2 separate regions of the Homo sapiens genome follow, and region 1 is linked to region 2. A link is a contact called in ENCODE Hi-C or POLR2A ChIA-PET data. All regions are on one chromosome and are shown on one strand. Each heading gives the region's core, a stretch centred on a gene start or an enhancer-like site at or near the end of the contact. The rest is flanking DNA. Distances are from core to core; before and after follow the strand shown. Region 1 overlaps LOC124905053 (a long non-coding RNA gene). Region 2 holds the start of LOC105372738 (a long non-coding RNA gene).

Region 1 (7,361 bases), core at 2,535-5,034, 190 kb before region 2:
TGTGTTTCATAGTAAAGTGGACACTGGATTTTGTTATTAGTAAAGGAGAAAAGAAGTGTTAATTGCAGTTAGGTTGGCCTGAACTGCAGCATGAAAACCTCCATTTATATGCTGCCAGTCACTCCAATTCCAGAATTTCTTAGCTTCTTGGAAAAAGGAGAAGTATATGTCTGGGCCCCATGAAACAGGTGGATTAAGAATTGAAAGGGTACAAGACATGAATTTTGATGGAGTTAGTGGAAATTCTTTACCCTTTTTTCTTTTCTTTCTCCTCTCCTCTCCTCTCCTCTTCTTTTCTTTTCTTTCTTTTCCTGAAGCAAACTGATTGCCAGCAAGGCTGGTGGCTGGTAGTGAAATAGAAAAAAATGACCTGAGACCATGTAAGTGTAGTTATACCGGAGCCATAGAGCTCACTGCTTTCAAGAACATGGCCTAAGTAATTTGAAGCCATGGCCGGGCGCGGTGGCTCACGCCTGTAATCCCAGCACTTTGGGAGGCCGAGGCAGGGGGATCACAAGGTCAGGAGTTCAAGACCAGCCTGACCAACATGGTGAAACCATGTCTCTACTTAAAAAAAAATACAAAAATTGGCCAGGCTTGGTGGTGCACACCTGTAATCCCAGCTACTCAAGAGGCTGAGGCAGGAGAATCTCTTGAACCAGGGAGGCTGGGCAACAGAGTAAGACTCCGTCTCAAAAAAAAAAAGAAGTCATGAGGTCATGAGCATTGGTGGATCACTGTACTTGCCCAGCTACCAGCAGGAAACACAATCAAATTAGGAAATCCCAGGAAGGCTTATTTATAAAGGGACTAATTACAAAGGTGTGGGCAGAGTAGAGGGCAGGGGAACCAATAAGGGCTGCACTGGTAGTGGGAGCTAAGAGCTACAGAGCTGTTACTCAATCTAGACCCTAAGAGATCAGGAGGAAGAGCAATTACTAGAATCTCAAGGAAGGAGAATCATGTAAAAGGTCACCTTGAAAGGACTAGCAACCTTTGATTAAGGGAAGCACCAGCACAAGGTGATCTCACAGGGAAAACAAATACCCTGACCTCACTCCTCAGGGAATGAGGGGACTTTCTGCTCACTGAGCCCAACAGGAACCTCAGGGCACAGAACTGGAATGTAGTAGCTTATACAGGTGAATATATCTGAGTGAATATCCAGGCTTCACAAGTGGAGAGTAGATTGGAGAGGAGAGTCAGAAACATCTCATTTTGGTATGAATGCTACTTCTTTCATTGTACGCTACCAAAACTCACAGCCACCCTTCCAGTGATTTTATACAGTTTCACCATGTTGGCCAGGCTGGTCTCGAACTCCTGAGCTCAGGTGATCTGCCGGCCTTGGCCTCCCAAAGTGCTGGGATTACAGGAATGAGCCACCATGCCCGGCTGTATATATATATATTTACCATTTCCTATCTTTTCTTTTCTTTGTCTAAACTAAATTTCTAGCAGCATTGCTGTATCTTCAGTACACCAGCATGAACCACCTTAGCCCCTGAGTAATCAGATATTTTTTTAAAACATACAAATGTGATCCAGACAGTTCATTATTCTCCCTATATCACTATTTCAGTGTAACAGTGTGCTTTTAAACGTCTGTAGTTTGTATTGCTAAAGGAACACTTAAGACCTCACTTTTTTACATTGTTTGCCTTCTAATTATATTTTTCTAGTAAAATATTTAACCATTACTTCCTGAATCACGGATTCTAAGGTGCAATAAAAATCCAAAGGGAAATATATTTGTTTCCTACAGAGACAGTTTTTTTTTTTTCCCAGAGCATTTTCAATGACTGCTGCAGAAACGAATGAGTAAAGGTTTCCGAAATGAATAGTTGCAGAAAACCAACTTACTGTCATACAGAAGTCCATGCAGCCCCCGGGTAAAAGTACTTATGTATCTCCTTTTGTTGAGTTCTCTATTTTTTTTTATGAATATGCATATTGGGGGATAAACTTCCATCTGCTCTCTTTTAGCTGATTCTATCACATTTTTGAGCTTTGCATCATTATGGAGCTTCAGAGAAAGATGATCATTTACATTACATATGGATATAAAGGAGAGAAGGAGTTGATGAATTGCAAACAAGTATAATTTATATGGACAAAGTGTGCCAGAAGTGCTTTTCACCCCATTTTACTCGGCAACTGGAATGATTCCTGCCCATTCACTTGGCCTAGTGCCCAAGAACTCAGAAAGGAAATGATCCTGTTAGCCTTACACATCAGGATTCTACTCCTGCCCTATGAGGAAATGCTGCTTTGCACTCAGGCCCATCAGGGACCCCAGAAGGTCAAAAGAAACCACTGAATATACTAATGTCATTTTTTTACTTTCTTCCCTCATGGTTTCTTAACTTATAATTTATGTCACACAGACCTTCTGATACTCTAACTGTTGGTAATTCAAATGTGAGAAGTTTGCATGACGAAGATAGGGAAGGAAGAGTTATGAAAAGGTCATATATGTTCCTGGTAGCTTCTCAGCCTCTTTCTGCACTTCGATTTCCCATGGCAGATTATTTGCCTAAATGCTCTTAAGCTTTATAAATAGGTAAATATCTACATTTAGGCGGCCTTCCTGAGGGCTTCTCTGTTGCCTATAGCACAATGAGTTGTGACTCCATAATTTATCAGAGACCAGGGTCCAAGGTGCACTAATAGCAGTAATAACCCCAAAACTTTTATTTTTTCACTTATTCATTAGGCATTTATTTATAAATCCTTCATTCTTCAAAAATGAGTACTCCGGCTGGGCACAGTGGCTCATGCCTGTAATCCCAGCACTTTGGGAGGCCAAGGCGGGCAGATTCCCTGAGCTCAGGAGTTCAAAACCACCCTGGGCAACATGGTGAAACCCAGTCTCTACTAAAATACAAAAAGTTAGCCAAGCATGGTGCTGCCCACCTGTAATCCCAGCTACTTGGGAGCCTGAGGTGGGAGAATCACTTGAGCCCAGGAGGCAGAGGTTGCAGTGAGCCAAGATCCTGCCACTGCACTCCAGTTTGGGTGACAGAGTGAGACTCCATCTCAAAAAAAAAAAAAAAAAAAAAAAAAAAGAGTACTCCTATCATGAGCTAGGTGTGAGGAATGAAAGCTAAATATAGCACAGCCTCTCCGTAAGCTGGTTAGGAGTAAACAAAGATATTCTTTCATGAAGAAATGGTCATTCATCTGAGAAGTCCTCTTAAGCCAGCTGACTCTCTCTCATTGCTTCTGACAAACACAGTTGTCATAGCTCTGAGACAATTTGTGTCTTAAGAATTTCAAATGCCTGCAAGTCCATGCCTGCATTGTGGCAGCATGTGCACTGCTTCCACTGAATGTCCAGACATCAATGAATAAAAATGAAGTAGTGGATATAATAGCAGTAGTTGTTTTTATGCACATACTACATGCGTCGTGCTGTGTGCTTTACACACATTATCTCATTTAATTGACAACATTTTGTAGATTAAAAAAAAAAGACTAAGCTTAGAGGATAAATGACCTGCCCAGTCACACAATTCTCAAACCAGATGCTTCAACTCCATGATCTCCTCCAGTCTCTATGTTTAGGTGAACATTGGGTGTGATCAGAGAAATTCGGCAGTTAAATAGGAGGTAACATAAAAAGAGGGTTGCTTTTATCTCATTTCCATAGCCAAAAAACCTGGTCAAGTTTAGAAGCTGCTGTTCTTTTACCTACATTTAGTCCCTATTCGTTTTGCTCTCAACCTTTACGTGATTGTAGCGTGACTTCCCACTTTATGAAAGAGTACTTGAAGTCTGTATGCAAATTATTCAAGTTTTTTGATGGTTGTGGGGAGGATGGAAGTGCGTGCGTGTGTGAGGTGATGGAGTATCTAAAATTTCTTCCTATTATTTTTCTCAGAACTTCTGCTTGTAACGGAAGTTTCTCAACATGAAATGTCATCAATTTGGCCTCATTCAGGAAGTTGCAGGGCACTTGACTGTAACCTCAGTAAATTGTACGTTTTCTGAAATCCTGATAATCTTTAGCTGCCTATCATTTTGAAATTTTAAAAGTTATTTTATTTCTGAACTAACTCCCTTGGCAATTTAATTGATTAAAAGAGAAAAGATTATAATGAAATACTTCAGAATGTAGATATATTCATCTGTACATTACAAGGGGAACTCAGAATTTAAATGATCTGATTTTTGTATTCATCAAAAAATTACTATGAGGATTTTATTTATTTATCTGGAATAAAATTCCTCTAACCATGCATATTGTCACAACATACTTGAATTTACAAAGATACGGAATCTCTGGGATCAGAATAACGGTATATTCTGATCTGTGTATATATGAAAGACTCAGTGGGTTCCAATGAGAGAAGCTATGCTATGATTCTCATGCGGTTATATAGTTAAAAAGACCTTTGTTGGCATAGTCTTGGACAGCATACATGTTCCAACTTTAAATATTGCTGAGTGAATAAATAAACATATGAGACTGGGAAATGTCGTCAGGGTTCAACCTAGAAACACAAAGCCAGTATCATGATCTTGTAATTATTATAATGTTAATCCTTTAGCCATCTTAAAAGGCTTGGACTCATGTCTCTCACTCAGCCAAAAGCAGCAGAAGGTCCAAGTTCCTCAGCTACCTCCCAACCTTGGATGAGCCGTTTCTTATCTTTCCGCTGCTCTTTATTCAGCTTTCCATGGCCAAGAGAAAAACCTGTCTTCCTTCTGTTGATGTTCCCTGCCCCACGTTGAGGGAGCTGAGGCGAGAGCTGCAGAGGATCCGTAAGGAGCTGTGGGTAAGGTGAGGACAGCAGCCCTCCCTTAATGTGGAGTATACGTCCGCTATTCTTGTGTCCTTTTTAGTGCGGAACTCCGTGATGAGGCCTTCCTCCTGACCACTTGAGCCTCATGGTGTCTCCTCTTTTTAGGAATCCAATCTCTCTTCCTGTGCTTCAATCTCCTCAAGGGCTCTGCAGCACTTCCCCTCAAAAGCATTTCCCTAAATCCTTGACTGGGTACCAGACCTTCATTTTTAAGTGATTGAAGTTGTGGCTGAGTATGCGTCATGGGCGATTGCCACCGTTTTAAAGTCAAGTAGTTTGTTAGTTGCTCCCCAACTTACAATTTCCTGGCATCTCCATAAAGAAGCTATCCTGTCTTGATCTCCCTGAGGCAGCAGGTGATTAAAGTTTTAAAATCATGGTTAGTGACTGCTGTGTTTAAGGAGGCCCCAGAATAATCGATTTGGAGTGGTAGCTGTAGCAAGAGTGGGGTCATGATGGAGGCAGCACCTTGGAAAACTGAAATGAAACACCATTTCATGCTGTGAAGGGGGAAGAATAGAGGTAGACATGTGCTTTAGCCTCACCTGGGCACTGCATATGCGGTTAAATCTCAGGGGTCTGGAAAAATATGCCGGACGTTAGCAGTGTAATGTTGTCCTCCAGCATTTGAAATAACACTTTGTGTTTCCTGTTTTTTCCTAAGGTATTACGTTTTATTGGTTAAAAAAAAAATAGGTCACTTTGGAAGGTACTTACCTACAGTACCTATATAAATTGAATGGATCAATTTAAATAGGAAGATGGAATCTGTTATATAGGAATAATCATCATATTCAATGCCCTCTAGCAAATATTTCCTAAGTGCCCACTGTGTGCCAGGTATTATGTTAGGCACCAGAGATTAAAAAGGCTAAACAAAATAATCTCTGTCACAAGGAGGTCACAGTCTTACGGAAGGGCAATTGTCATACAAATATATAAAGCATAATATGACAAGTGCTATGAACCACAATTTACAAGTTGCTATGGAAACACAAAGAAGAGAGCACCAAAGGGAATCATGGAAGGCTTCACAGAGTAAGTGACCTTTAGGATGGAGGAAAGAGGGAGACTTCCTAATGTGGAAAATAGCAGGAGACACTCCAGGAAAATAAATAGCATATGGAAAGTCACAAAGGGAAGAAAATTGCAAGTATATTGTTATGGCTGGAGTGTAGATTGAGAGGTGTGTGTGTATGGTGGTGGTGGTGAGGGGGTAGTTACAATTCATAAGGTAGGTAAAAAGCAATTGGGGAAGACCTTATGCAGCCTGGAAGGAAGTTTGGATATTATACTAAAGACAATGAGAAGCCCTCCAAAACTTTCAAGCAGAAAAGTACCTGATTTGATTCATGGATTAGAAAGATTTATCTGGAGGCTGTGTGGAGGATGGATGAGAAGGTAGGGGGTCAGTTGGAAAGCTACTGCCATTTTCCGTGCATGAGATCATGAGGATCCAAAGCAAGACAACAACCATGGAAATGGATAGAAGGCCATGAATATGAAAGCATTTGTAGAGGTAGGATCCATAGGGCTTGATTACTTATTGAATTTGTATGAGGAGGATATATGTGAGATGAAGCAAGAAGTGATTTTCTGCTTTGATGACTGGCTGGGTGATAGTAGCAGTAAAGAGGAGTTGGCAATAAAAAAGCAGAAACAAATTTGTAGAGAAAATCGATGGTTTGGTTATGTTGAATTGAAGTTTCCTGAGGGTATCAAGTGAGTCAGATAAACATCACTGGGGTTCAGGGGACAGATGAGTTTGAGGAGGTTGAGATTATTGCTATGGGATGCACTTATATTACAAAAAGTGAGGGGTGTCTGGGAGGAGATATTTTCTCTAAAGTCCAATATTAAAACCCTTAAGTAACATTACTCTGGAAAATGCAATATGCAAATAGTTCTTTTTATTATTAACATTAGGGTATGTCAAATTTTAAAATATTTACACTTAAAGACAAAACATTTCCACAATTATTACAATTGGTTTCACTAAATCAGAAGTGACTACACATTATCTCTACTTTTATACCAGAAAACAAAATGAAGAAATCAACAAAATATAATTACTAAAACTCCACTGTGGATCAGGATAAAATGTGTCCAATATTAACTCACACTTTCCCAATAAGTATAAAAATGAATATAACATTGCTTGGACAACTTGTTTCAACAGCGAATCCTCTATTACTATTTGTTCAATAACATATATAAATTCAAAACTGGCAGGTATGAAAAAAGGTTACTTTGTTTTTTGCAGATACTGTACTTGTAAAATAAAGCCAAATAAAGCATATGTCACACATACCAAAGTCTTACATTTTGCCTTTCTAATACAAGCAAGTGAAATATTAACACATAGCATTTAAAATAATAAATATATATTTTATTGACAGTAATTTGGAATGTTAGAGATACAAAATTTTATGTACAATTATTCAGATTAAAACATTTAAACTTTAGGTTTTATTTACAAATATTTATCTTATCTTCCTCTCCTATTTGACGTTTTAGCTCAAGAAGAGTTAAAATGGAATGCATCTGTAGATA
Region 2 (7,123 bases), core at 853-3,352:
CAAAGCCAGAGGAGCAGAGTGTGAAACAGGGAGATAAAATGGAGCAGAGCCTGCTTTGAAATGCAGAGATGCGATTGAAAGAGGGAGGATGTACAGCAACAGAAAAGGCAGCAGGTGATTAATAGGCATTTTCTGGATGCAAAAATTAATAAATAAAAGAATAACTTATAAGGGATAAATGAGAGAGTGGCAACAAAACCATATTTAAACATTTGCAACCTGGGTAACTGGCAAATTATTAGTATGATTTAATAGAATTAGAGAATTCGGAAGAAAATGAAAGCTTGAGTAGTGCACATCGAAATGCATTTTGGATGGGACATTTAGCCATCAATGTTTAACAGGCAATTGAAAATGTATGGAGCTCAGAAGAAAAGTAGATACTGGAGTCTGCAGCTTACAAAATGCTTTACAATATTTTACCTTATTCTCTAAAATAACTAATAAAAAAACTGGGGTTGAGAAAAGTTGAGTAACCCCCACAAAGTGGCACAGTTAATGGGTGGATAACCTAGAATTTGAATTCAGGCTTCTTACCATAAAGTTGAGTGACTTCCCCAAAGTGGCACAGTTAATGGGTGGATAATCTGGAATTTGAATTCAGGCTTCTTATCATAAAGTTCAGTGGTGGATAATCTAGAATTCGAATTCAGGCTCTTACCATAAAGTTCAGTGCTCATTTTATTACATTTTACTGCCTTTCATATAAGAACGAGCAAATCATCTAAAGAAAAAGAGGGTGTCAGATACAGGATTCTATTTGGGCTGCAAATATGATAATGCCTTATGCTAACGTGCATAGCTTCGGGTGACAACAAACTGAAATTTATCAAAAACAGGTTGACCTCCCCCTTGTGAAGGATTTTTTTTATTCATTCCAAGAGTTGCTTGCTTATTGCAATTTTGCCTGCTGGTGTGGACATAGCTGAGAGCATCACCTGCCTGCCAAAAAAAGTAAATATGCTGGAAGCTGTTAAGTGGATTAAAACTTGGTACCACAAAGTAGTGCCCAATAACATAGTCAGAAATTCCACCTCAGCCAAAGATGTTCCTAAAAACTCAAAAACAAAAAGGAGAGGAAAGAACATTTTAGGAGGATTTATGAGGTAGAAGATACGAAGAAATTATACAATATACAAGCAAAGAAAACAAATTTTTGAAAATTTGCCAGATAGCTGGAAGCCAAAATTGTGAAAAGAAAAATCCCTATGAGAACTGCTAGTTTTATAAAATATTCTGGGAATTTAAGAAAAGGTAAATTAAATAAATTATGCATTAGTTATATTATAATTATGCTGCTGAGCTGGCATCCTTATTTTCTCCAAATTCTATCAATCAGTCAAAGAAAGTCACAGTGCATGGTCAGATTCAAAGTCACATTGCAATGGATGTAAACACAGACACCAAGAACAATTGCAGTCATTTTGTTGTCAGCCTGCAACTACCAGTAACCAGTGGTTTGATTTCAGGCAGTTCATTTCTCTTGGCCTCAGTTTCTTTATCTCCAAGATATGACTTAGGACTTTCTCTGTAGGATTCCTTACACTCCTCTGTTCCTAAAGCAACAACTTTCAAAACTGCCTTACAGGCAAATTAGAGGACTTTTCTGTATCTCAAAAAATACATATATATATAAACAAAGTGACATGTAGTTGCTTCAGTACGTGTAAAGTTACTTATTAAAAAGCAAAAATGCCATATAGAACATAAAAAGTGAAATAGGAAGATGAAATAAAATCAAACAACATTAAGTTACTATTGCAAGTCGCAAATGATTGAAGATGGCTTGTTTAGCTGTTTGCCAACACTAAACCAAATTGTCCACTTCATGTCCTAAATGGCCCAGCTTGGCACTGGATCATAACCCATATTCCACTTTATAGATTTTTCTTCATCAGTAATTCAGGGTGTGAAAGTGATCGATATTAGAATTACTCAGACTGTTAATATCGTTTAAATTAAATGGTTAATTGCTTCATTTTCTATTTTACTTGGACCATGAAGATTGAACCAATTTTATGAAGCCCAAACTTTAGACAAGCAGGTAGTAAGTGAAGGAAGTCAGTCACCAGCCAACAGCACTTCCTGTTTTCATATGCGGATAAGCAGACTCTCGTTAGAAACCCCAACTGCCAGAGAAGACAAAATGCTTTACTTCTCTCAGACTGACGAGGAAACAGTGGCTAACATAGAAATTGTTATTGTCCAGAAATAAAAACAAGCTTTCTTTAAATGCTAAGGAAAAAAATAAAGATTTAGTATTTTCCTCTGGTTTCATTTGCAAACATCTGTATGCACTGTTTTTCTTCAGGATACACAGTTGAAATGTCATATTACTGGAATCTGGAGATCACTTTGATTAAATTTTGCCTTGCATAAAGCAGGCTAAAAGAAGTTAACCCTAACTGCCTCCACCAATAAGAAAGAATGTATCTGAATTCAGCACAAATGGAAACTTGTAATGTTCTACAGTCAGGTGAGAATGAGGAAATGCTCAGATCTAAAAGGAGCTGTTGCTGTAAGGAAACCATTTCCTTGATATCTGCATGTTCATCATCTTAAGTCTCAGGCCCCCAGACAGCTGTCTCTTCAACTTCAGGAAATTAGACGCCAAAAAGAAGACCTGAAAAACTGAAACATGCTAAGCCTGTACGTTGCACAGGGGCCAGGCAAAACTATATTTAGGATTAATTTTGAGAGCTCTGGGTGGTTTTTGTTTTCTGTGTTGTGTTGTTGTTTTTAATTTGCAGGGAAGCCTGGATGTTAGAGTGATTCGTGTACACATCTTAGGTAGAGAAGCTAATAAGTAGATGTAAAGAAGTAAAACCGAATTCATTAAAACCTAGAGCATTCATTGACTTGTTTATTGCTGAGTGCTGAGTAGCAATCCACACACGGTGCAGTATTTATTTTTTTCAAAACAGAAACCCCCATAACCTATATGATGTTAACAAAGGGAAATTGCAAAACAATAACAAAAAAAGCATTTTGGAAAATAAACTCATTTTCTTCGCATTCTTCTTTCCATTGCTTCTGAAAATGTTTGAAAATCAGTAGCATTATAAACTTTACAGTCTCATTTCCCAAATTGGCTTTCTTCTTTTTCTCCTCCCAATCCTTGGTTATATTTGTCACCTTCTGTTTCTATAGCACATGGCTGAAGACCTAGCATTGCATCTGCAACAAGTACTCTGACTTTCTTCATGAATATAAGTTTACAGGAATGCCTGTATAAAAAAAAAAACCCATAGTAAGAGATTACAAATATCACATCCCTCTTAAATCAGCTTCCTGACTTCCTTTATCCCTTCATGGGTCTGGTATGTCAGCAACACTTGACAATGTGAGGTTAAACTACTTGCTCTGCTTATGATCTCATTCCCTCCTGCTATCTCTTTCAGAACAAAGACCTTATACTATCAGTTGATGAATTTTCAGCCTCTTTGCCTCTACCTGTTATATCACTGCCATCTACACATCAGCTCAAGCCATTCCTGTCTTTAAAAAACACCATCTCTGACCTTAAACCTTCCTCCATTAACCATCATTCTCTTTTTCCTTCCCCTGAAAGCCATGTTCTTGCAAAGACTAATTTATAATCACTTGGTCACTGCATTTATTGTTCAGTCTACCATAATTAGAATTATGTCCCATCATTCTATGGAACGTGATTTGCTGAAGGTTATTAATGATTCAAATTTTTCCAATCTAATACACTCATTGCGGACATCATCTATCTGGAGCTGGTAGCACAGTTGAGAGAGAGCTTCTTTACTCCTAGAGCTGGCTCCTCCCTTGAATGGATAAACCATTCTCCTGGTCTTGTGCTATCTCTTGGACCGTTCGCTCTCAGTCTTCCCTACGGCCTCAATTCAGCTGACTCTGTCTACTGCTTAACATCCCACAGCCACCACTGCTGTCTAGCTCCACTCCTCGATCCCCAGTCCTGGAAACCAGTCTTTGAAATCTTCCCTTTACTCTGGCAATTTTCTCTTCACTCGTCTTGCTGCCTCTATTCTCTTTCACATCCACTTTATCTATCCCCTCACTGTCAGCGTGATCTCTCAAAATATGATGAAACTACTTTTATCTAAAACCTTTAAACTCCTTCCTGGAACTCCTTATCATGTTCCCTTAGCACAAATTTCCCCAGTAGCAACCCTGAATAAGGGTTTACACGCTGATAGTTTATTTGGGAGCACAACGAACACCAACAAGGGAATGGGGAACTGATACACAGACAGGAAGGCAGGGAAGACTAGAGCTTAATCCTGCTACAATATCCTGGGGAATTGCTACAAAACTCATGTCTCCGAGTTATCCTAATGAAGGGAGAAGGTTGTGGGATACATATACAACAAATCTAGTCAGTCTGCTTCTGGGTATGGGGGGACTCACTTCCGCAGCACTTTTGGGAATGGGACGGGGGGACTCACTTCCTTCAGCACTTCTGGCCTACCAAGAATGGCCAGAGAACCTTCTAGAGATCCAACAAAGCCCCAAGGCACAGCTTGAAGTTGGCCCTGGAGCACAGTGAACTGGGCAAGGTACAAAGATATGGTGAGACTCTGACAGAATCTCCAACACGTGGCTTACAAATTTTATTTATGTCACATTATCTTACCCTATCTCTTGTGGCACCCTGACTCGCCTTCTTGCACACACCGTAGGGAAAACCTTGGATCTTGCATGATGTATTGCTCTGCTCTAGTCTGTGCATCTCTAGAATGCCCTTCTCCTCCTTGCTCACTGGTCAACACCTGATAATTCAACAGCCATCTCAATTGTTACCTCTGTCACAATCCCTGTCCTGAAATTCCGGTGGGTACTAACCAATGCTTCCCTTGAATTCCCACGTGCTATGCTCATGATTTGATTCCCTCCTGCTGTATAAATATCGATACTACAGCCTTGAACACTTCCCTGCAAGTTATGTTGCTGTATGCTGCTAAATAAGCCTTTGGTGCTAAAGCAGTGAATTTAGGTCACAGAAGCTCCAAATATAAAAATAAGATGCTGTATTTCAGGTGAGCAATTACTCCCATAACTATTTGTAGTGAAGTTGCCTACTATACTGATTTACCTTGTTGAGCAAAGTAAACCCCTGAACATATGACTAAAATTCAAAGGTATAAAAGTCAAACAATAGAGTTGGACCTTATAAGAAGAGTTTCATCCCAAGAGTTAAAACATTTTATAGAATTTTCAATTATACTTTGCCCTTTGGAAACACCCACTTTTATGACATAATAAAAAAATGCAACAATAAAAAATGTTGACATAATTGGCCAATCCCCACCCCTACCCACACACCCACACTACATACAAGACAATGATGGTGTAGCCCGAAAGAATCTCATGACTGTGGGACAGCCCTACTTCACAAGGGCTGGTGATATTCCTTAGTTAGAGGATGACATGCATTCTGCATTTGACATATGCAAGATGGATCAGGGATATTTCAGTAAAATGTATGAAAAAGCAGGTTGTGTGAAAATTGAATGTTGCTATAGCAAACAGCACTTGGATTATATTAAGGAGGAGTCTCTGGAGGTTAGAAGCTTGTCAAATTATTACTGTCAGAACAAAGAGATCAGCATGGCCTCTTGAAGCCAAAGTCAAAAACATCAATTTGAGAAAAACTGGATAACAAGAGGGGTAAACACATTTTTTTTTATTGAATTACCTCGTTTGCATGTCGGGAGGGCATATTTTGAACTAATTTTATGGATTCTCAGGCCCTTCAAGGTACAATGGAAAGAACGTTAAACTTGCAGTAAAGGATTGTATTAGTCCCTTCTTGTGCTGCTATAAGAAATACCTGAGACTGGGTAATTTATAAAGGAAAGAGGTTTAATGGACTCACAGTTCCACATAGCGGGGGAGGCCTCACAATCATGGTAGAAGAGGAAGGAAAAACAAAGGGGCATCTTACATGGCAGCAGGCAAGAGACAGTGTGCAGGGGAATTCCCCCTTAGAAAACTATCAGATCTTGTGAGATGTATTCACTTTCATGAGGACGGCATGGAAAGACCCACCCCCCCATGATTCAATTACCTCCCACTGGGTCTCTCCATGACACGTGGGGATTATTAAAATTCAAGGTGAGGTTTAGGTGGGGACACAGAGTCAAACCATATCAATGACCGTGGCACCTACTTGCCTGCCAACTCCTTTCAATCAATAGCATAATCCCTTCCTTTTAGGAACTGGTCAAGGATCTAATTTTAAGTTGTCTTTTTTTCAATGCCCTGTCTCAAGCCCAACCAAAGCAAGTGATATTAAATAGGGAAAGTGTAAAACAATGGTATGCAACCTCACTGCACATTAGAATCACCTGGGGAACTCATAAAACCTATGGATGCCTGGACCCATCCAAGATTAATTAAAAGAGATAAAGCCCAGGAATTTTAAAATTCCCTCCAGGTGATTCCAATGTGACTTCAAGTTTATGAACCACTGACCCAGCGGCATAGGCATCGCCTGACAACTTGTTAGAAATGCAAATTCTTGGGCAAAAATGCAAATTTTTGTTTCAGACTCACTGAAACAAAAATCCTGTGGGTGATGTCCAGAAAGCTGTGTTTTAACGACTCTCCAGGTAATACTAATACTAAAATTTGAGGACCCATGTCCACCTATTTTCACTGATGCTTTATCTGCGTGTTTTTAATCTATATTCTAGCTCCCCAGAGAAATAGCTAACAACCTCACATAGATATTATGCCTAACCTTACACTTTTACTAAAGTTCACTACAGAAACCCAATGAAAAGAGTGGGCTATATGTGATTTAGAATTCAAAAGCCATAGATTCCAAAGCAGTTTGCCCATTTGCTAGAGAGGTTACGTTCAGCAAGTTCTTAAAAGTCTCCAAGTGTCAGTTTTCTCAGCTTTCAATGAGAGTAATAGTAGTACTTATAGCAATGAGCTGTTGGGAGGAAAAAATCAGAATACCGACGTAAAGCTCTAGTATAACGTCTCATATATAATAGCACTCAGGAAAGGCTGGCTCTATAAAGAAACTTTCTGAAAATTTGAAAATATATAAATAAATAGAGAAAAACCTGGAAAAGATTGTATCAATTAAAACAAATCATTCTCAGGATTTAAGACTAGAAAA

What was found. A loop is a pair of places that touch in the nucleus more often than their neighbours do. ChIA-PET counts read pairs that join two places held with the same protein, here RNA polymerase II (POLR2A). Pooled maps may share reads with other maps.
Region 1: a loop to region 2 is called in a map of CD4-positive, alpha-beta memory T cell, with 2.3 times the contacts of the local background. The contact joins two enhancer-like sites. A Hi-C loop is called at or near these places in 1 of 168 maps with a recorded cell type or tissue (CD4-positive, alpha-beta memory T cell), 3 of 37 single-sample maps with no recorded cell type and 9 of 50 pooled maps. POLR2A ChIA-PET finds 5 or more read pairs at or near these places in 3 of 52 experiments (OCI-LY7, activated B cell and activated naive CD4-positive, alpha-beta T cell).

The regions. Positions count from the first base shown.
Region 1 is chr21:14,478,532-14,485,892 of GRCh38, forward strand. The region is part of intron 1 of LOC124905053 (a long non-coding RNA gene); the gene reads left to right. It overlaps SAMSN1 (SAM domain, SH3 domain and nuclear localization signals 1), which reads right to left. Exons shown (of 8, transcript NM_022136.5): 8 at 6,697-7,361. Among named protein-coding and RNA genes, the nearest start is that of SAMSN1, 64 kb to the right of the region's middle. Within about 2 kb of position 3,785, at least 4 of the 41 ENCODE cell types and tissues checked have a DNase peak (open chromatin) inside an H3K27ac peak, as active enhancers do.
Region 2 is chr21:14,673,854-14,680,976 of GRCh38, forward strand. It overlaps LOC105372738 (a long non-coding RNA gene), which reads right to left and starts at 4,746. Exons shown (of 2, transcript XR_937589.2): 1 at 4,625-4,746; 2 at 2,832-3,227. RefSeq lists a cis regulatory region at 3,741-4,137. Within about 2 kb of position 2,103, at least 8 of the 41 ENCODE cell types and tissues checked have a DNase peak (open chromatin) inside an H3K27ac peak, as active enhancers do.